Linked DNA regions of Mus musculus: region 1 is linked to region 2. The links are chromatin loops, found by intact Hi-C in ENCODE. Cell type or tissue: heart. All regions are shown on one strand. Links, peaks and the distances in the headings refer to the core of each region. The heading gives the core; the rest is flanking DNA.

Region 1 (11,069 bases), core at 4,333-6,832, 140 kb before region 2:
AGTAGAATATTACACAGTCAGTAAAAAGAGCTACTGATACGCTCAAAATGAAGGTGTCCTCTAAACATAAAAAAGTCAACCTAACATAAAAAAGTACATATTATAGTTATTTCTTATTGAAAAATCATAAGCAGGCAAGACACATGTAGAGTGATAACAGTAAAAGTCAGGCCAGTGCTAAGGCCAGGCAACTCTGAAAACACAGCTCCCTCTGGTGGTAGTTACAGAGAAGACACTGGTTAAAATATCAAGCTGTATTTATTTATTAAAGTACTTTATGTGCTTTAAGTATTTTTTGAATTCAATTTTTAAAAGAACAAAGACATTAAAAACATCAAACTGGGATAGCAGCCAAGATGGCAAGCCTTGCTGCTGTCCACAAGCAAAGTGCTGACTTGCTTTCTGGCTGAGCCCGAGCTAACCTTGTGTCTAGGGATGGGAAGTTTGGATCAGGTGCATCTGCTGTGGTAGGCCCCACAACAAACCCTGAGGCTGGCAGAAGTCTGCAGTTAACTCTCAGAGTCGCTCATTCATTCCACACACACTGTCCTGGGCTGACTTCAGCATTAATCACCGCTGAGTTGTATTCTCTGGCACATCTGGTGGTTCTTGGTTGAGACATTATGCTTCCACTTTACCAGAACCAAAATGCATCCCTCCAAATGCTTACACTCTGCTCACCAAGGTTTCAGATTAACAGGAAGGGGTTAGGGACCGTGCACGGAATTATTATAAGGCACGCTACAATCTCAGTGGCCCACACTCAGTGGGCGGGAGAGGGATGTGTACACTGGAGAGCCCCGGCGGTCTGAACCCTCACAGTGCCAGGCATGAGTGGTCCACGCTCACAATCCCAGCATTCAGGGGCTAACTGAAGCAGGAGGACCTTATGGGCTGCATGATGAGTTTCACACACACCTAGGCTAGGCTGCACAAGGAGATCTTGCATCTGCAAATGAAACAAGGGCTAAGAAGATTTCCTGGGCAAAGGAAGCACTGACAGGAAATTCCCAGAAGCTCTTGGGCCAGCAAGCCAAGCCTACACAGCAGTGAACAAAATAGACTGTGTATCAAACAAGACAGAAGTCAAAGACGACACAGGAAGTTGCCCTGGGACCCTCACATGAGTATCATACAAACATAGGCCTGCACTCATTCCTCTCTCGCCACATGGTTGTGCATGTGTGTAAAAGACTGAAGAAGGGAGGAGGAGGAGGGAGGGATAAAGAAGGGAGAGGAAGGGAATAAGGAGAGGGGGAGGGGGAGGGGGAGGGGGGGGGACACAAAACCAAGCACTGTTCTCATTTACTGTGGTGGTTTGAATAGGTTTAGCCACCACAGACTCAAGTGTTTGAATGCTTATCCCACAGGGAGTGATACTATTAGGAGGTGTGTCCTTGTTGAAATAGTTGTGGCCTGATTGGAGGAAGTGTGGGCTTTATGGGATTGGGGATGGGCTTTGCCAGTCTTCTCCTGACTGATATAAAATTCTTGGCTCCTTCTCCAGCACCCTGTCTGCCTGGATGCTGCCCTGCTTCCTGCCATGATGATAATGGACTGAACCTCTGCGCCTGTAACCCAGCCCCAATTAAATGTTGTCCTTCATAAGAGTTGCCTTGGTCATGGTGTCTCCTTATGGCAATGAAAACCTAACTAAGTCACTTACTCTGTAGGGAGGGGCTCAGCCCCCTGGTGAAGGCATCCATCTCCTCTGGGATTCTCTGGAGGACTAGGCTTTCTCCTCCAACTCTAATACTCTAAGATGCTTAAAAATGAGTTACAGATTAGTAACTAGTATGACAACAATGAGAGAGAAAATGAAATTGCTAAGAGACTGACTCATTCGACTTGGTCACTGGTTTGCCTTTGCCTACCAATCTGCAGGGGGAAGAAAGGCAGAGGAAACAAACGTGGGTGTTTGGAGCTTTAAGAAAACAAACACTTGGGCTTAGGCTATAGATCAACAGTAGAACATTTGGCTAACACACAGCAGGCCACAGTTCCATTAGCAGCAGGAGTATGGGAGAGTGTGTGTGCACATGCATGCACATATGCACATACATGACTATGCACACTTCCATAGGGTATTTTTTCTACGTCCACCCAGGGTCCAACTCCCCAGAGATATCCCCATGGGAATCCAGCTGCAGAGCAGGTTCCCACTGGAGAGGATTCTCAGCCCACTCACCTACTGTAAGATGTGGAGAGCATACAGAAATCCTCCCACTGAAACAGCTCTGAATCCTCAACTGACGATAAGACGCACAAGGTTTTCAATCACATGCAAAACAAAGGGCTGGGCCATAGCGTCCAGCACCACCTCTGTCAGAGGCTTCAGGCCTCAAGCCAAAAGTTTGATATAAATAAGAAGGCAGGACCATTCTTTATATATCAAATCAAGAAATAATGAATTTTCTCCCATCATCCAGTGTTTATTATACTCTAAGATGAGAAGAGAAATGAAAGATAAGACACACAAGAAACTGGGCAGGTAGGACTCCCACCAGGACCTGAGTTCCTAACACTATAGCCTACCCATCAAAGCTGTTGACCTGTTTACAAACCAACCAAAGCCTGGTCCTGTCCACAGCTCGAAGGAGGCTGCCAGGAGTGATTTACAGACAGCTGTTTTGTCTATGAAACTGACGGGGTAGGGGAGCAGCTAGAGATGGGAAGAGGTTTTAGCATGGGGCAGTTCTCCTGGGCTATAATTATTCAGGCTGGCTGGCTGCTTTCTTTGCCCCAGTTGGAGTTCTGTCTCCAAGGTGCTGGGATCAGTCATCATGAGCCTTGCTGAGCAATGGCTGCTATTGCTATGCCAGCAATCTACCTTAAAAAAAACTATACTGATAAACAAGAGAATCCCCATCAGGCAGGCTGCAGCCTAATTGGGATGAGTCATCTCACAGAGCACCCAGGACTTGTGCTGAAATGCTCCTCAAAAATTTCTCAACTTGTTGATGTAAAACCATAAATAAAGAGGCAAGCAAAGATCACCGGTCTCAGGATACCAGGGGAAACCTTGAGAAGCAATCATTGCTGTGGCACTTCCTTGAGAACAGAAAAAGCGGGCCCACTGGCATCTACAGTAAGTGGGATGGAGGAGAGAACCTGCAGAAAAAGCCATGGTCCTCTCTGAAAGAGAGTTGTAGCCTTGTGTAAAGTAACGACATTACTTTTTACACAAAAGTTACAGGCACTAAGCGACATCCTGCTCAAAGGTTTGCTAATATAACAATGCCAGAAAGCCAAGCTATCTGTGTCCCAATACCAGCTCCCTACACCCTGGCTGGGTGTCCAATAAACAAAAATGTAAACCTCCTTATGCTCAGAAACATTTGTAGACTGATGCTAACAGTGAGTCCTACAACTCAAATGTGCACCTGTACATAGTACAGAATCAAATGCACTGCCGTCCTGTTACAGTATTTTCAAGAACAGCGCCCACATACTCCTGTTTGAATACTCAGTCCCAAGTTGGTGGAACTGTTTTGGAAGAATTAGGAGGTGTGGCCTTGCTGGAGGAGGCGTGTCACTGGAAGTGGGCTTTGAGTTTTGGTATCTATGGATCAGGATATATGCTCTATGCTGCTGCTCCTTGCTTCCCACCATGATGGTCATGGACTCCTAGACCTCTGGAACCAAAGAGCCAAATAAACCCTTGCATTGGCCATGATGCTTTTTCACAAGAATAAAAAGTAATTATTAAAAGAGGTGGTTTAAATTACTCCCATTTGTAGATAACAAAATTTATCTCGGAATTGATCTACCCACTTGCCTAAAGCTCCAGCGCTGGTTACTGGCAGGATCTTATATGGCAGACTCGAGTTCACACTCGAGAACAGTCTAGCCTCCTCTCTCCTATTATACTCTTAACACTTGGTAACTCTCAGCAGACACATGAAGCCACCTATTCAATATACTTGTGATAAAAGCCTTAAATAAAATCCCCTTAAAGTCAAAATGGCAACAAGGTGACAAGAGTGGTCCCAGGGGTCCCATGAAAAGAGGTGCTGACCTCCTTAACATAGGAGGCCAATGACTATTTTGAGTGTGTGTGGGGGTGGGGGAAATCTGCTCTGCTCTCTCCTCACACACAGTCATCCTCTACCTCTGTAATCCATACCCAGGGTCCTGATGCCTCCTGGCAGATGTACCAATTGCTCCCAAACACCACTTCAAATAGATTACACTTCCGAGAAAGCATCACAAACAAATTTAAATTCGATCTCTGTATTAAAGGGCAAAATGGGCTTAGGGTGCAAATTGCACAGGAGTTGGAAAACTAGGGTTTTAATGCCAGTTTGCTTTTAATTTACCAGGTGGTCTTTAGCAAGCCAATAAACAACCTTCTGTCTTCAATTCCCCATATACAAAATAATTACCTAAACAGTAAAACACTGAGAGGCAGGGTGTATAGCTCAGTGGTAGGGAACCTGCCTAGTGAGGCCCATGTTGGAGTCTCAAATGGAAAACCAATTTTAAAGACCTAAAATTTTAAAACCACAGCACTGAAACTGTATTCATGAGGACTGTCAAGATCTTATCTACTAAGAGCATAAGCACAGCAAGGTTCAGCAGCAGTCTGTAATCTCAGTATGTGAGAGTCTGAGGCAGGAGGGTTACTAGTTTAAGGCTAGACTACCCCCCCCCCAAAAATCAAAGAATTTATTTACAAATTGGTTTTGTCATTCAATACAATAAATACGTATTTCAAGAGATTTCATCTGTCTTAATTCTTTACAACCTGGGTTTATTGAGACTCTGAAAAAATATTTAAGTAATCAGAAAGATAATTCAAGGTACAGATTTCAAGACAGACTAAGGGTGGATGATCACAGAAGGCCCAGTGTCAGAACTTCCATGGCACAGGGGCACTGAGGGAACAGAGCTCCCAGGAGACACCACTGTGAGCATGACTTTGGGCCACCACTTTTCCAGTACAAATTTTCTTACATGAAAAAACAGAGTTCAAGACTACCATAGCTGAGAGTCTACTGTAAAGAATCCATTCTACAATGGAGCTAACCAAATATGCCGCACTGTGTACAAGAACATTTAGTTACATTTAGCTTCAGAAATTAAATCAAGTAGATATGCTACTATCTCCTAGTCATAGATAATAAAGTCAGGGCACTGAGTTCATGGCCATTCATCCAAGGGAACAACTGAACAAAACTCAAACAGTTGAGACCCTGAGTTTTCCCAAGTATGAATGTTTCTGGGAACATGGGTCCTACATTAGCATTCAACCTAGAGAGCTGTGCCTCTTGGCCAAGGGTACAAGGAATCTTGTGTATGGGCCTAATGATATTTCTAACTTACAGAAGGAACTCAGAAGCATCCAAGCAGCCACATTAACAGGAGTAGCTTGGTAGTCCTAAGAACGTTAGTAAGCATTCACCAGATGATTTCCATTCAGGGTTAACTAACTGTGCATTGAGGAGACCGTGTTCTCTAGTTTTTGCACAGAAACTCATCTCCACTTATCTTTCTAAATTTACCCAAGTACCTGTGATAACTGCTCTGAAGAGGAGGTGATATTAAAATGCCTTCCATCATTCACAATGGCCATGGTACGGAGACATGAGAGCCTCGGCAAGGCTGATAGCAAAGGCTAGACCACGGGGGTGACGCCACAAACACAGTGATGAGGTCAGAACTGGGTCAGAGGGTGCATGTCCGTAGTCTCACCACTGGGGAGCTGGAGACAGATGCATGGTCAGTTTGAGACCAAGCTGGGGTACAAAGTCATATTTCCATCAGGGACCACACATCTCACTCTTCCTGTTCCTAAGCCATCTTCCGTGTGGGAAGTTCCTCAGCTTCCTGAGTGGCTGCCAACAGGAAACACATGCACAACAATAGCATCCAGAACATTCAATCCTGACAGGTAACTTTCTTTTCATGAATTCTGAGAATCACTCTGACCTACATATGAGCATGTGCGAGGAAGGTTAATGGGAACTGGTTGTGTAGACTCCCCTGGGAGAGTCCCTGGGCCCACCGCCAGACGCACTGGGCAGGCATTTCTTCAGATGCTAACAACAGAAGCCAAAAGAAAAGTCCTTTCTTATGTGGACATGCTATAAAAGAAAAAGAAGAAACAGCCCCAATGGACCAGAGATATGGCTAGGTCAGTAAAGTACTTGCCTAGCATGCACAAAGCCCTGGGTTCAAGACCGACCCAGCACTGCATAAAACTGGGTGTAATGGTGCATGCCTGTAAATCTAGCATTTTGGAGGTGGAAGCAGGAGTATCTGAAGTTCAAGGTCAGTATTGGCTACATGAGACCTCCAGGAAGGGCAGGGGAAGGGAGGAAGGAAGGGAGGAGAAGGGAGGGGAGAGGAAGGGAGCATTTCAGTCTGAGTGTTGGGTTGCCTGGTGACAGGGAATCCACTCTACAATGCTATCCTCTGACCCTCGATTCATAAGCCTACTCCAAACACAATTAACAGCAAATTTAAAAATATATATATACTTTCTTAATAAAAAGAGTGCTGCACAGATTTTGGCAGCAGGCCCAGCACACTTTTGAAGGAAATAGTGGTAAATACCCAAGGTCAACAGACTCTGAATAACTTAGGCCCATTCTTTTCAAATCTGGAAGAGTTCATCTGACTTAACTTCAAGTTGTAAGTTCCCCATCTAGAAGATGGTGAGGACTTTGACAAACCATCCTGTTGAGAATAAAAGGGACATTCTCTAAAAGGACAAAAGGGGGCAGAGTGAAGAAGAAAAAAACAGGAAGGAAAGAAAGTGTGCATGCAGAAAATTAACAAGTCCATCTCACAAGGAAGAAGTCAGGTGCACCTAGCTACCCACATGAGAAATTCGTAAAATTCTGTATCTTCCCAGTTTTTTTTTTTTTTAACATGGCACTTATTTATCAGCACAAATTATACCAAAAAGTTAAAGTCACCGGTCTGGAAGTACCATGGATCTTAAGCTCCAGAGCACAAATCAAAAGCTGTTATTAAACCTTAGCCAAGGGCTGGAGGGATGGCAGGCACAGAGGAGCAGTAATTCCTGGCTTGCACCAGGCCCTACGTGTGATCCCCTACAGTCTCTGAAAAGTAATTAATTAAAAAGGTAAATGAGAAGCTGGGGAGATAGCCTAGTCAATAAAGACTCCGCTGTGTAAGTGTGCAAATTAGAATTCTGATCCCCAGAATCCACTTAAAAACCAGGCACACACTGGAGGCTGCCTCTAATGACAGCTTTCAGGAGCAGTCACCAGGAATCCCAAGGACAAGCTAGTCAGCCAGACTAACCAAGTGGGCAAACTCTGGGCTCACTGAGAGGCCCAGGCTCAGTCAATACAGTGGAGCGTATTGAAGGACGATAGCTAACACCAACCTCAGGCTTCCACATGCCCGCCCACACATGCACCTGCACATAAATGTGCCAATACACATGCAGACATACATATACCACACATACAAAAGCAGATCCAGGAGTCCAAAAGTCTGCAAATGAAAATAAGGTATCAAAATTTCACCATACCAAAAAAAAATTATTGAAGTTAGGTTTTGTATTTGTATTTGTAAAGCAAGTTGGGAACAATTATTCAAAGTAAATTACTCCTACAACATTCTCACTAGCAATTTCTAGCATGAAGGAACAGTAATACAATAATTCTGAAATATGACCCTCAAAAATGAACAGAAGTCTTTTATAAGCAGGGTGGGTCTTCCTAAGAAAGAATTTAATACTTGTTATACAAATCTTTGCAACAGTGATAAACAAGGTTATTCCTAGAATTGCACAGACACTGGCAATGTGCTAAAACATACTGCTAGACCACCCGGTTTCAATGGCTCAACTACCAACATGTACAGTTCTCAAAATATTTTGTTTAAAGAAAGATTTGATGTTTTAAACAATGACATCAAAGGGCCTAGTATGTGGCTCAGTGGTAAAACATTTACCCAGCATTCTTGAGGGGCTGTGCTCAACCCCAACAACTAGGGGCAGGTAGACAGGGGCACTAGCATATCCAGTAGTGAGAGCTAAGATGCATTCCTGGGTTGCCTCCAGGCTGCCCTGCTGCAAACCATTCCGATCTTATTTCCCATCTCACTCGCAGATAGGGGGGAAGACCACAGAGCAGGAACAACCATTTATCTTTCTGTTTCTGCATATTATCTCCAGGCTTTTCATAAATGTAAAATAAAACCCCCTCAGTGAAGCCACAGCCAGTACACTTCCTGTTCCCTAGGAAGAAATAAGTTGTTCAATCTTAATTGCCCAGACTAGCAAGAAGCAAAAAGGAAGGAGAACCTTCAGCCTCACTTTCTACATGCGAAGGGGACAGGAAAGACAGAATATGAGATTCTAGCAGAAAGGATTAAACCACCTGTCCCACAGGACAATGAAATAGGAAGAAGAAAGTGTCCAATGCCTCCTCACAGAGATCCAAAGGTGATCTTTAGATGGCCCACTAATTACCCTCCTAAATTGGCACGGCAAGGATCAGGCCATGGCTCTCAACCCGTCTCCACCGAGCCATCAGCAGCCTCTGCTTAGCTAAGGCAAGGCACTGATGACACAGCACTGAGCATGAGGTTTCTAGGGGAAGACTCATTACCAAGATGAAAGGACAAACAGCACACCCTAGAGTGAAAGATGAAGTCAGGGCCTGGACAAGCCACCATCTCAAGGCACACAGAAGGGGGCAAACAACAGAGATGGAGAAGTAAACAGCCTTCAGCCGCAACACAGAATGAAGGAACAGAAATTCTAAGGTAACTGGAATCAATCTCTGGACTACTGAAATATCATACTACCAATGAAAGAAGGCCCCCTACTGTATGAACAAAGACTTAAGAGCTATTACTGAAAAGTAGTGGGGAAAGCATTAAGAAGTGTCATGGCTGTGACGATCTGGCTGGCAAAGTGCTCCTGTCCAATCCTGAGGACTTCAGTGAAAGTGAGACATGGTGGTGCACACTTGCCATCTCAGCATGAGACATGTGCAACCATGGGGCCAGGTGGCAGCAGGCCGGCCCTGACCATAACCCTAACCTTAGCCTTAACCCTAGGCCTAAGCCTAAGCCTAACCCTAACCCAAGCCCTAGCCCTGTGAAAGATCCTATTTCAAAAATCAAGGCAGACTGACTGCCTTCTGACCTCCACATAAGCACATACGCATACACACAAACATACACACATGTATGTATGTGTGTGTGTGTATATATATATATGTGTGTGTGTGTGTGTGTGTGTATGTATATTTGTGTGTATGTATGTATATATATACACACACATATATATGCCTGCCTCCACAAACACACCCACATTCAAAAAACTAATAAATGTATCATCAATTACACATGTAATAATCATCCCCAAAAACCATTCACACAAATACATAATAATAATAAAGACAAACACCATTCTTTATGTCACATCATTCTCTATGGAAGCACAAGATTGGAATCAACTTATATTCAACAAGCAACACACAATAAGTGTGATAAAAGCCACGGAACATCATCTGGGGGATGATGAAAACAGTGTGTCATGGAAAGCTTTCCCTCCTGGGTAGCAAACATAATACAGGCAAAACCCCAAACTGTGAAGTAATTAAAACTTATGAAAGTAGGGCTCAGGCATGCATATAGTATATAGGCATATATATGCATATACAGTGACATGTCCATATCTATTTATCACGCCACTTATAAAGCAAGTATTACAGAATGGCCATCTCTAAGGGGATTTTTTTCAGTTTTATCTGTACTTTCGAACTACGCATACAAGCCTGACAAAGTTTTAAAAATCACTTTACAGTCCAGCAGTGTTATATGCTTGACGTTTCGAACTGGAGTGGGATTAACTTTTTACTAATCAGGAACAGACAACTTCCACATCTCCCTGTTTTGTAGTTCTAAGTACTTCGTTATCCAACAAAATCCTGCTCCTATTCTGCACAGAATATTCATGTCTAACTATCCCAGCTATTGACAACATTGTATGTAAGACATGTATATAAACAGATGAGATTTTTTTTGTTGTTGTTTAAAAAAATCCAATGGCTTTTTCATTTATCCTGGATGCATCAATGAGATTTTTTTCCAGTCATTTGTGCATTCATGTGCTCCAAGGTTCCTTTAAACATCACAGAGCAGTGTGAGTCGCCCATGAACCACATCCTTCCATGCCTGCAAACACTCAGTTGAACATATGGTTGCCCTGATTAAAGGCTGTCACTGCAGCTGCTCAGGGACTTCTGAGACATGAGCAGAAGCAGTGTGCCATTCCTGCCCCACACTTGTGGAAAAAAGAAGATATCTTCAGTCTTGGTCCCCTGTCCCCTTCCCACTATCCACAGCAGGCAAGAGGTAACTCTCACTCGGACCCTGGACTGCAGAGCTCTCACCATTAGAAGAGGCAGAAATGAACTTCTGTTCTACAACAGCTCCCGTGAAGTGCTGAGTCCAAACATGCTCTGGCCGATACAGTCAAATACAGCTGAGCCAGGGAGTTATTTAAGTGCCCAATGTAACACACAGTTGCCTTCATCAAAAATAAAAAATAAAAAAATTCTAAATGAATGTAAACCACTGGTTCTTCATTGGTAATTTGAAAATAAGCGTCTAGTCAATGCCAGGGAGATCACACAAACTCATAAAACACAAAGTGCACTTCAAGTGCTGATTGAGAACTTTTCAAATGCTAGTACAGTCATCCTTCCTACATCCATGTACAAGATCACAAGACCAGGAACATATTCATTTCATATGCGTAGGAAAAAAATGTATCTTCAAGTAATCACTACTGAGAATTAGAATTTTAAGTCAGAGACCCGGTGTTAATGGAAATTCCCAGGAGGGAAGGCCATATTTGTGTTAGATCGTTAAACTCACTGGAACTTCGGAAATTATGGGGAGTTAGAATGTTACATGTGCAAAACCAAACTATCTTGAGCTATTTTAGCCCCTCAAGCTATTTTAGCCAGGTACTGCCCATCTTTGCATTTGACCTACCATCTTGTTGTGCTTGCCACCAACCCAAGATTAGGAATGGCATCAGATAGCATCCACGGCCAACAGAGGAGACCTCT
Region 2 (11,069 bases), core at 4,023-6,522:
AAGCACTCAGAAGGCTAAGGCAGAGAAACCTCAGTGAGTTCAAGGGCGGCCTGGTCTGCACAGAATTCCAGGGCTGCACAGTGACACCCTGTCTCAGAAAACAACTCATCTCATAGATTCCTATTCAAACAACGGAAAGAAAATGTTCTCCTGACGGTAACAAGTTTTAGTGAGTACCTGTTTAGTGAATATCAGGCGGTGTTTCAAAGACTGGGACTGGAAGTGTATAGAGGCGAGTTTCTTGTTTTCACAAGAGAGGAGAATGACATAGAAGAACCAGACCTTATAAGACTGTGACACACAATAGGAACAGGGACGCACTCGCTTCAGGGTTATCTTCCATGCTGACAGTAGCATCTGTTAACAGCTTAGACTAGACTAGGAAATCCAATGTCGGGCACCTCTCCCCAATCCCAGTTCTACTACAAACCAAGGTCAACCGGCTACCACCAAGATCTGAGGGGAAGAGCAGACAAAACACCTCAGCAGGTAAAGGCGCTTGCCGCTAAGTCTCAAGACTTAGCTTGGGACCCACACAGTAGAAGAAGAAAACTCTCTCCCTCAAGTTGTCCTCTACCTCCACAGAACTACTAAGCAGGTCACATGCACACACGCAATACATACATATGAATAAATAAACACACGTAATAAGAATATTTTTCTTAAATGATCTTAGGGTAGAACACCAGGAGAAGGACATAAGGAATGAACACAAGGAGATCAGGAACTCTTTGAAGATTCGGTAACAGTAAGAGCCAAGGGCAGGAGAGATGCCAGAGTCTGGATCCCAACACCTAGTTTAATCAGATGGGTCACAACTCCAGTAGGATCCAACAGCTCTGGCCTCTGCAGACACCTGCGCTCACATGCACATTACCCACCCAGGGACATATATGCATCATTTAAAATTTTAAAAGGAGCCAAAAGCCAAGCACAGTGCGACACACATGTTATCCCAGCATGCAGGAAGCTGAGGACAGGAAGACTTCAGAGCACAGCCGGGACCACATAGTGAGTTTAAAGACAACCAGAGCAACATAGTAAGATGTGGTCTAGAAAAGCCAAAAGAAGACAGGTGAGATGGTTCCGTGAGTAAAATCACTCGCTGCTCACCCCTGAACCCCTGTCAAGTGTGAACCAGACTACACAAAGTTAGCCTCTGACTTTATGTAGCATATGTAGGCTGTGGCATGCATATGTCCCCATATACACAAACACACACACACACACACACACACACACACAATGACAAAACTTAAAAGCAAAAAGAAAAAGGAATTTTAAAACAGGAGTCAATGTGGGGACAATCTGGGAGAGAAGATGGGCGATCAGACATTCACAGGAAAGGAAGAAACCGAGGAAGACACAGCAGTGAGCTTAGAAATGAAGGGCAAATGGTCACAGAATTATTTTAAGAGCCATTGTCACATATTCCAATTCAGCAACACAAGCACACATCATCAAAACAAAACAAAACCAAACCGAGAGGAACAAAACCTGCACCCAGAACTACACTCAACTCTGTGTGGCCACGACTCCTCCTCTCTGCGGTGAGGAGAAGGTCTGGTGGTGGCAACGTCTGATTTTTAAATTGTGTCTTATTTATTGTCTCTTACTTGCCTTTAAAAAAAAAAAAAACAGTGGAAGGGCAATTTCCTGAGTAATTTGCAAAAACCACAAATTCATCCACAGAAATATGAAAAAGCATGACCTATAATATACTCGTTTGAGACACTGCAATCAGACAGTTTTAAACATCGAGTCGGAGTTATTCGTAGCCCAGCACTTCAGGCAAGCAATGGCTCTGCAGGGAAGCAAACCCACTTATTCTTGGCATTGAGAACTTTAGGCCCACGGAAAGTGACTTTGTAAGATCTGTGACACCATGTTCTGGGTCAGGCCACCTGCCCATCTTCTCTCTCACACGGGCCAACAAGTCACAAAACTCCCCCAAGGACCCCGAGCCCAAAGTGTGTGAGTCAGTGGTACCTTGGGAGGCAGAATTTACATTTGTGACTAGGACAAGGGAGCCCAGACCTGCTGGGTAGGAACTCCAACTCCATAGCCAATGCCCTAGGTGTCAGGAGCAGAGGCATCAGGATGGTAGAGGCTGCGCTCCCCCTCTGCCTCGGCTGAGTTATCAGGGCTCTTAGCAAAGTTATCCAGCCTCTCTGAGCCTAAGTTTCCAACTTAGGTTCCTCTGAGTCAAGGTCAGAGGATTAAAGAAGGGGAATGCCCACAAAGTGCTAGGTTAACCAACCACCTGACATACTTTGTCTTCTGGGTTTAGTCCAGTGCTAAGGTATGAACCAAGGAATCACATGTACTAAACACATGTTGTCTTGGCAAACTCCAATGTAAGAACTTAATAAAGACTAGCTACCTCCTATTCAATATTTCTATAATTACTTTCTGTCCCTAAAACACTAGAATGATTAAAATTCAACATGGACAAGATTAAAAACTGGCAAAGACAGAAAATAACCAGAACAGTCATAGCAGCTTGGTTTGTAACAGTCAAATCTGGACCTAGAAGCAAAGGCTAAAAAGGAGGGGTCGGGGGAGAACAAAATACCTACTAGAGAATACTATGCAGCAATGAAAAAGGAGCTAGAGTGAAGCATACAAGAACTCTCCAAAACCTCCTGGGTGAAAAAAGACACACAGTAGTATATACTATATTTCATCTTTTATGAAGTAAAAGAATTGTTCAAATCTATAGTAAGAGGAACCAACACCCTTGGTTGACAGGGGAGTAACTGGGAAGAATCCTGAAGGGAATATTTAGGTGATGGTAATGTTGTGTATATTTATTTGAGTGTCTGGAAGGAACATGAGAGAGTACACATGCCCAAATTCATTAAAGCAGACACTTGGTATCTGACCTAAACGGATATAACATATATACAAGTATCAAAACATTGCAGTACACTAGACATGGCAGCAGACACCTGCGATCCTCGGACTATCCTGCCTCAAAAACAAAACAAACCCGTAGGTACTGTTTTTATGCTTATATACATATATACGCACACACATATCAGTTTAAAAGTCTAGTTTTTTAAAGATCTGAATTCTGCTATTATTCTGCATATTAAGTATCTGAATTCTGAAAATAATATGCATACACAGATCCAACTAGCATACATACATTTCTAATATTTTTAAGCATGTTATGACCAACAACTGTCCTCTCCACTTAATGTGGGTCTACTAAGTCTCGTTCACAACCCACTCCTATCCATGAGATACTATTTGCTATAGAAACCTGCCATGCAACACAAAGAGTACAATCTTCTACCACAAGAAGACTGTGACATCTCCACGCAGATATGTACCCAGAGTGACTATGTCCCTGTGAGAGCTAACTCAAAATGGAAACACCATAAAAAATATATTTTTCCCAAATACTAGCTCAGTCTACTCGATACAATAAGACACAGTAACAAAAAAAGGTGGAGACAAATATGTCCTATAATTTAAATCATTTTGCAACAGGAAAGTGAGAGGATTGTTGAAATGGTTCCTAGGGTCATCTTCACAGTAACTGTGCCCATGTCATTATCACATGTGACAGTCTTTATAATGTGGTGGATTCCACAGCACTCATAGCCTATTGCAAGGCTGTTCAGAAGCACAAGCCCACTCTCTCCCTTTGTGAGCATTTCTGTTGGCAAAAGACAGCCCTGATCATAGGACACCTGAAGGCACTATAATAACTGTCAAATCCACAGGCATCTCCCACCACCACCACTAAAGTGCACACAGAGGGGTGAGAGAGAGGAAGGGAGAGTGGAGAGGGAGAAGGGGTACTAGCTAGCTCCAGGGTCTCTGCAAAATAGTGGAAGAGCTCAGCTTCTGGAAGCTTCTTGCCCATGGTCAACAAGTCTTAGGACCCATTTACCACCACCCAGACATCCTGCCATCCTGCCGGATGAGAAATCTTTCTGCAAAATGAGCCTGAACTCAAACCCAATGCTGCCCCCCTCCCCCAATAAATAAATGCCTGTCACAGTGTTATCTCAACAGCTCTACCAAGTCATAAACACCCGGGGAACTGGCATTAAATTCCTAGCTAAAAACTGAATTGCTAACTGCTTAAATCCAACTCCAATACAACTCGCTTTTCCTGAGCACTTACTGTGAACCAGCACACTTCCTCGGTTATGATTTTACCAGAAACTCCTAAGGACAGATTCATCAAGCAAGGCCAAGTAGCAGGATATGGACATTCCACTGTTAGGTGTCAGCCTCTGCGCTCCCAACAGGATAGAAAGGCCTGGCTACTAGGCTCCCCGCACACAGTACTGCGCTCATCCTCCGGTCATCTGGAAGCGGCCTGCTGCTGAGAGCGCTGGCTCTCCCCGCTTTCCTTTGACACGTTTCCTTCAGCTGCTGCCATCCTGACAGGAACATATGGCAACTTTTCACCACATTCAACTCTGCCACCTCCTCTGGTGCTTTCATCTGGGAGAACCTGCGTCACAGCACTTGGGTGCAGGAGGGATGCCTCTAAGGACTGCAGCTATGCTCCGGTGGCTAGCTACAGGATCAGACCATTGCTCAGACCAAACTGCGAGGGAGTACTCTCCCACGGCCATCCTTACCCTACAGAAAGCCATCCTTATCCTACAGACTTCTAGGGGAGGATTTGCTTCCCCACCCCCACCCCAAAACTCAGGTCCCGAAAGTCGTCCCCTCAAGCCCTCCTCCTCCTTGCTCAAGGTTTAACAAAAAAAGACCCATACACTTTTGGTAGTTGTGTGACCTTGGGCAAGTCATTTACCTAAGGTCAGACCCGGCTTACTTATTGTAATATAGGACTTACAAAAACCGAGTCGTTCTTATAGCATTGATGTGAATCAGAATGAGATAATGCAATTAAACCACTTTACAGACAGCCTCTCACATAACACGCTAACAATGAATTGTAACTCTCAACAACCATCATCAATAAGGACGACGGTGCAAGAGGAGGAGGTGGCTGGGTAAACTTGGACTAGATTCGCGCCAAGCGCTAATCACCCCTTCCCCCACCGTAGGTCTCCACAAGGAGGAGACACAGACGTCACCCCGCTGTGGGGTGATTGCGGGCTCTGCAGGAGGCTGGATTAAGGACTCCAGTGGGTTATAACCCAGCCCCACCTGGAGGGGTTGCAGGATGAAGGCAAATTCTGTGATGGAAGAATTCCAATCAACCATAAATAGACCCTCTCCTTCCACGACCCACTCTCCAGTTCAGGGAAACAGGCAGTGGCAAGCCACCAGCTCCGTGAGCTCATCCATCCCGTAAGGGGCTGGGGGAAGCGTCCACCTTAGCCTCCCTCAGTTCCCCATCTGCCTTAAGGTGAAGGCGAGGCTGCGCAGCACTAGGTGGCTACGACCTAGAAGTTGGCAAACCAGACCTGGGAAGCATCTCCCCGCTTCCCGGCGCAACCCCGGCCCCAGCCCGCCACGCAGGTGGGCGCACAGCCCACAACCTCACAACTTTGAGTGCATCTGGTCCGGGCCTCAACTTTGGCTCACAGCACTCGGAGCAAACGGCGCCCCCTCAGGCCTCCCCTCTTTTTCGGGGTGCGCCCCCCAAAGGCACGCCCCGTCTTACCTTGTCTGACGGCTTTGAAGGTGACGGCCTCCTTGCAGCTGTCGATGACTCCCAGCACGTCATAGCGGGGCAAGCCGGACACCCGGACCCCCTGCACCTCCAGCAGCAGCTCACCTTCGGCCAGCTTCGGCCCCTCGCCACCGCCGGGAAGCCCCGCCGCCTCGGCCGCCGCCACCGCCCCCACGTACGGAAACTCCCCATGCTCCGCGCCCCCCAGGACCGTCACCCCCAGCTCGCCCTGGGGTCCCCGCTTCACGGTGCACTCGTGAACGCGGCCAGTCCAGTGGTTCTTCTTCTGGATCACTTTCGACATGATGAGTTACAGCCCCTCCTCGAAAACAAAATTCAAATTAAAGAAAAAAAGAAAAAGAAAAGAAAACTGCTAAAACGAGAGACAGGTGCCCCCACAGCACGAGCCCCCGGAGCGGCGGGCTCACGGGAGAAGCATCTCTCGGAGCGCGGGAGCGAGCTACTCGAGCCTCCTCGCCCGACTCTCTCGCGCTCTCAAGCCATCATAAAACAAACTTTCCGGGCTCCGTGAAGAGCCCTGCACGGGCGCCCGCGAGCTTTGTTTGCATTCCGGTGCCTCCGGGTCCGCGTTCCGGCGCCGACCGCGCTCCCGGGACCAGAGTCCACTCCGGCGCCGCCCGGGCCCGCTCTCCGCTCCGCGGCTCTCTCCACACACGCCGCGCCTGCTCCGCGCCGGCCGGCCGCTCCTCAGCGCGAGGGAAGCCCTTTCCAAGCTAGTTGCCGGGAGCCCTGGAGACGCGACGGCGCGGGGCGGGGGTGAGGGGACGCGAGGGAAGTGGCCGCGGCCCCTTTAAGCAGATACAAAGGCTCGGCTTGTTTTGTTACAGTTCATTCTACTCCGCGCGGCGGAGCGCAGCGGCCGGCTGGAGAGGAGACGCGCGCGCATGCGCCCGGCGGCCGCCCGCGGGCAGGCCCGCCCCACCCCTCCTCCTGGAAGGGAGAGATTCCAACGCGCCTCCCGCGGGGTCCTAGGGCCGACCCTTCATTGACGCCAACTTGCTCCTCTCCCTGCACCCCTAGAATTCCTCCTCTTGCAGTGTGGTCGGCTCAGCCAGAGCCTTTTGGGGGAACACGTGTGCTTGCCCGACTCCAGCTCTCGAACTTTTGGAACACAGAGAATTTGGCTTTGGTGTTTGCAAATCGTTTCAAACAGGTGGGGGCTGGGAGACCAATTCAGCGCGGGGCTCACACTCTTGCTGCCTACCCGGGTCCCTCCTCGTCCTCCGCTAGTGCCTGGCCACGCCATCGCTCACGCGCCTTCCGCCACATTTCCGCGCCTGCTCCCCGCCCAGGGGTTCAAGTCCACATGCGGAGCCTGGCTCTTGTCTCTGTGACCCTGAGGACCCGAATCAACAAGACCCACACACCCTCTGCATCCCTGTCCGCGCCCACCAAACGCACCTACACATACGCTCCCATCGTTAAACTTTGGGGCCAACTTTTTAGGACAAGGAAAAAACTGCCAGCGAGCGAGAAAAGCCAAAGCTAGCGTGGCCTTTTTACCTAAGACTTCTCGCTGGCCTCTCATTGTCCTTCCAGCAAAGGGGGCGGCGGTGGCCAGCCCCCTTTGGCTTCTAGGAGAGCCGAGAAACCTAAGCACTGCTTTGGGGAGTAAAGATCACCGCAGGGTGCGGGTCCTGCACAAGCGTGGGCGAGCCGGCCACCTCGGAATTCGCCGCCCAGAGGCGGGGTCCAGTAATCGGGGCACTGGTGAGGCCGGGACAGAAAGAACAGCCCCCACCGCCAAGAAGCCAGTGCAGTGGTGGCCCTAGCGGTTTTGTTTATTTTTCAGTGGTTTCCAATGAGTTCCTCTTTGGTCACGGACTTGAGAATCTACTAGATAAAAGGAGCTGAGTTGGAGCCACTCAGAGAGATGAGGATGTCACTGAGGTGGGTCGAGAGGATAGGTCTGAAGTTCAGATTCCGCAGGCATCTTAAGTACAACATTAAGTGAAGACCTTCCACTTGCCAAGGCTGGAGGAATACAATCACTCCCACCCCCACCCCCACCCCCTCCTCCACCCCCACCCCCACCCCACCCCACCTCACACACAGAGTTGTTAGAAATAATACATAGGCACTGGAAACTTGCAAAGTAAATAATTTATGGTGGCATATAAAATTTCACAGTCTGATAACTGGGGGGGGGGGGGGTGTCAGAGTCCTTAGTGGTTGGGGTTGTAATCCCCTCTCTAGAACATAAGCATACATTTAAGCTCTTCAAGCCCTGTTTCTAGAGAGCTATTCTAAGTTAATAAGAATGAGGGCCTGGCGTTTTACATCTGTAATCCTGGTACTTGTGAGGCTGAGGCATGGGGACCAAGAATTCAAGGCAAAGTCTAGGAGAGGATGGCCTGGGCTCCCTAAGACTGGCTACACACAAAAAACCGTCTTGCTCCTGATTATTTGAAAAGGTGAAAGGAATTTCATGTCTCTGGTGTTTTGTTGTTGTTTTTTTTTTTTTTGGTTTTGTTTTTGGGGGATTGGTTGGTTGTGTTTTCCCCCAAGTGGTGATAGTGGTGTTGGGGGAGGGGGGCTGCTTTTTGGTTTTGTTGGTTTTGGTTTTACTGAGGTCAAATGAGCAGTCCCTTCAAACCTAACTGCCAAACCCTAACAGAGATCTAGCCATCAGCATCTCTAGGATGTTTTAATTTGCTTTTTGTTGCTATAATAAAACACTAACCAAAACCGACTTAGTCAAAAAGGGTCTATTTGAACTTAGAGCTCAGGAATGCACCTTACTGGTTTGCTTCTCCTGGATTGCTCAGCTGCCTTTCTTCTACATCCTAGGTCCACATGCCCAAGGATGGCACCCACCACAGTGGCCTGGGTCCTCCTGCAACAGCCAGCAATCAAGAGAATGCCCTATAGGCATAGCTACTCCCCAGGTCCGCTACCATGCTCTTTCTCCAGCTGTGTCTAGGTTTTCCTCAGGTTGACAAAAACTTCACTAGCAGAACCCACCACTCTTTGTCAACCATTACTGTTAAACTGTAACCTTCCCTGCCTTTGTACCCAAGATGCCATTATAATATTGATACAGCAATATAAAATAGATTTTCAAAGTCCCATGTCTTCAAATTTTGTAGCATTTTACAAGTTCAAGGGCTCTTTTTTTTTTAAAGATTTATTTATTTATTTATTATATGTAAGTACACTGTAGCTGTCTTCAGACACCCCAGAATAGGGCATCAGATCTCATTAGGGATGGTTGTGAGCCACCATGTGGTTGCTGGGATTTGAACTTTCGACCTTCAGAAGAGCAGTTGGCACTCTTAACTACTGAGCCATCTCTCCAGCCCAGTTCAAGGGCTCTTAATAAATCCAGTCTCTTAACTGTAAAGTGAAATCTCTTCTGTAATGTCAAATCCTTCCAGATGAATAAATCTCACTTTTTTTTTTTACTATTTTGTGTTGGTCCATATTCATATAACTATCCTTCACTTGTGTGATAGATTGAATGCCTATTTTTCTGTCTTTGAGACTAGGTCTGACTCATTCTGCAGCCCAAGAAGACCTCAAACCCTCACTCTTGCTTCCCCTCTTACTGCTGGATCATGTACCACTAAGGATTCCATTAAGTTGTGTTGCTATACAACACTAAAGACCTCAGATTTAGCATCTTGATCCCTATGTATTTTTTGTCACGGTCCCATTGGGAGGGTAAACATATGACATGCTTCTCTGGAGTATGCACTACAGGAAGGCATTTGGATTCCTGGCATACTCCCAGTCACGAGTACCTGACTCCTAATACTTCAGGAGTCCTCATGTATGTGCAAAGGCCTCTCTGCAAAAATGTACATTTTAAAATGTTTGAGACACATTTATAGTCACTGGTAGTCTTGACCTTGTGTTTCTTCTTATCACTTCATTTTCTAGTAAGACCTATTTGCCAATAATTCCCTTACCCACATAGAACTGGTGTCCCTCGCTTCCTGACTTCACTCGTACCCTCAGCTGGAGCATGCCAAGGAATCTACACAGCCAGACTTCCATAATTCCTCCCAGTGCTACTGAAAAGGTAGAGAGGATTGGAATTTAGACCAGTTCCCTTCTTCTATTGTGTTTGGGTGGGGATTGGGTTGGTTTGGTTTTTGAGATAGAATCTCACTATTTAGCTCTGGATAGCCTAAAACGTATTTTATAAATGATGCTGGCCTCAAACGTCTATAATTCCACCAGCCTCTGGCTCGCATATGCTGGGATTAAAGCCATGGAGGGTGGTTTTTTTTGTTTTGTTTTGTTTGCTGTTGATTGTGTTTGGAGATTTTAGTCTAAAGGCTTTGTTTTGAGACAGTCTCAGGTAACCAAGCCTAGCCTTGAACTTTCTATATTGCCAAGGGTTGCATAGAACTCCTGATTGTCCTTGTCTCTGCTTCTACCTGATATACACACATACATACATATGCACAAACATACATACATATAAACAAACATACATATACACATACAGTTTCAATTTTGTTTGTTTTATGTGTAAGAAAGTTTTTGCCTGACTATTTGCCTGTGTGCCACTTGAATGCCTAGTGCCTACAGAGGCCAGTAGAGGGCATCAGAGCCCCTGGAACTGGAGGTACAGACACTGTGACTTACCCTGTGGGTGCTGGGACTCAAACCCTGGCCCTTTGGAAAGCAGGCAGGGCTCTTAGTTGCTTCACCATCTCTTGAGCACAAACACATAGACAGCTAGATTTTTCCAGTGCTGGAATTCAAACATCAGGCATTGTGTGTACTAGGAAAGAGTTCTACCTGCCGTCTATTGCTCCAGCCCATTCTTCAGGTTATGAGTGTGGAATGACCCCAAAGAAAAAAGACTTGAGAGCCGTGAAGACAGCACAGAGGGAACACAAGAAAAAAACTGCGACTTCCTGAGCAGTCAGAGTTGGAATTTCCCAGGTACTGAGTTTGTTGTGTGCCTTCTGGTCCTTCTCAGCCACTCTCACATGGTCTCATTCCCAGGCCCACAGTGGATGCAACTTCATGGCCAAAATTACATCTCTGATATCCAACTTTGAATTCTCCTTCCCAAAACCAGTAAGGCCTGGGAGACTCTTTAACATATCCAAGTTGAGCTGCCAGCATGAGGCACAGTCTAGGCCACCTCTGGACCACAGCTTCTATATAATGACCCTGACAAAATACTTCCCAGAAGACTTTGATAGTCCCAGCAGAGCAAAGATTTCACTTTATTGATTCTGGTCTCTTCCAACTCTTCGGCTCCAGCTGACCAGAACCACAGATTCTTAATTCAAGGTAGCACATAAAACCATATGATAAAGCCTTTAACCCCCTCTGAAACTTCACAAGCCATACCCTCATTGTCTACACTTGCCCTGGCATTCCTATCTTTGGAGCTCCCACAGAGCAGCCTACTGAGCTGAGCTCTCAATACTCAGTGGCTTTTCCAGGCCAAAGCTCAGATGCTCCCTTA

What was found. A loop is a pair of places that touch in the nucleus more often than their neighbours do. Peaks named below come from ENCODE experiments on the same cell type or tissue, not always from the same donor. Only the 100,000 strongest peaks of a DNase experiment are listed, where the experiment ranks them.
Region 1: a loop joins it to region 2, with 11 times the contacts of the local background. A loop is called at or near these places in 4 of 42 quality-filtered maps.

Annotation. Positions count from the first base shown.
Region 1 is chr6:94,139,809-94,150,877 of GRCm38, forward strand. All of the region lies in intron 1 of Magi1 (membrane associated guanylate kinase, WW and PDZ domain containing 1), which reads right to left. The region is part of intron 1 of 4930511A08Rik (RIKEN cDNA 4930511A08 gene); the gene reads right to left. Among named protein-coding and RNA genes, the nearest start is that of Gm52867, 83 kb to the right of the region's middle. In heart, for the core only: a CTCF peak has its summit at 5,718; DNase peaks (open chromatin) are centred at 5,993 and 6,243; H3K27ac peaks cover 644 bases.
Region 2 is chr6:94,277,405-94,288,473 of GRCm38, forward strand. It overlaps Magi1 (membrane associated guanylate kinase, WW and PDZ domain containing 1), which reads right to left and starts at 6,513. Exons shown (of 24, transcript NM_001029850.4): 1 at 5,606-6,513. The coding sequence starts at 5,918. It overlaps Gm31661 (a long non-coding RNA gene), which reads left to right and starts at 6,517. Exons shown (of 5, transcript XR_377886.4): 1 at 6,517-7,525; 2 at 9,518-9,659; 3 at 10,375-10,534. In heart, for the core only: CTCF peaks have their summits at 5,062 and 6,450; DNase peaks (open chromatin) are centred at 4,297, 5,087, 5,517 and 6,467; H3K4me3 peaks cover 2,500 bases; H3K27ac peaks cover 2,500 bases.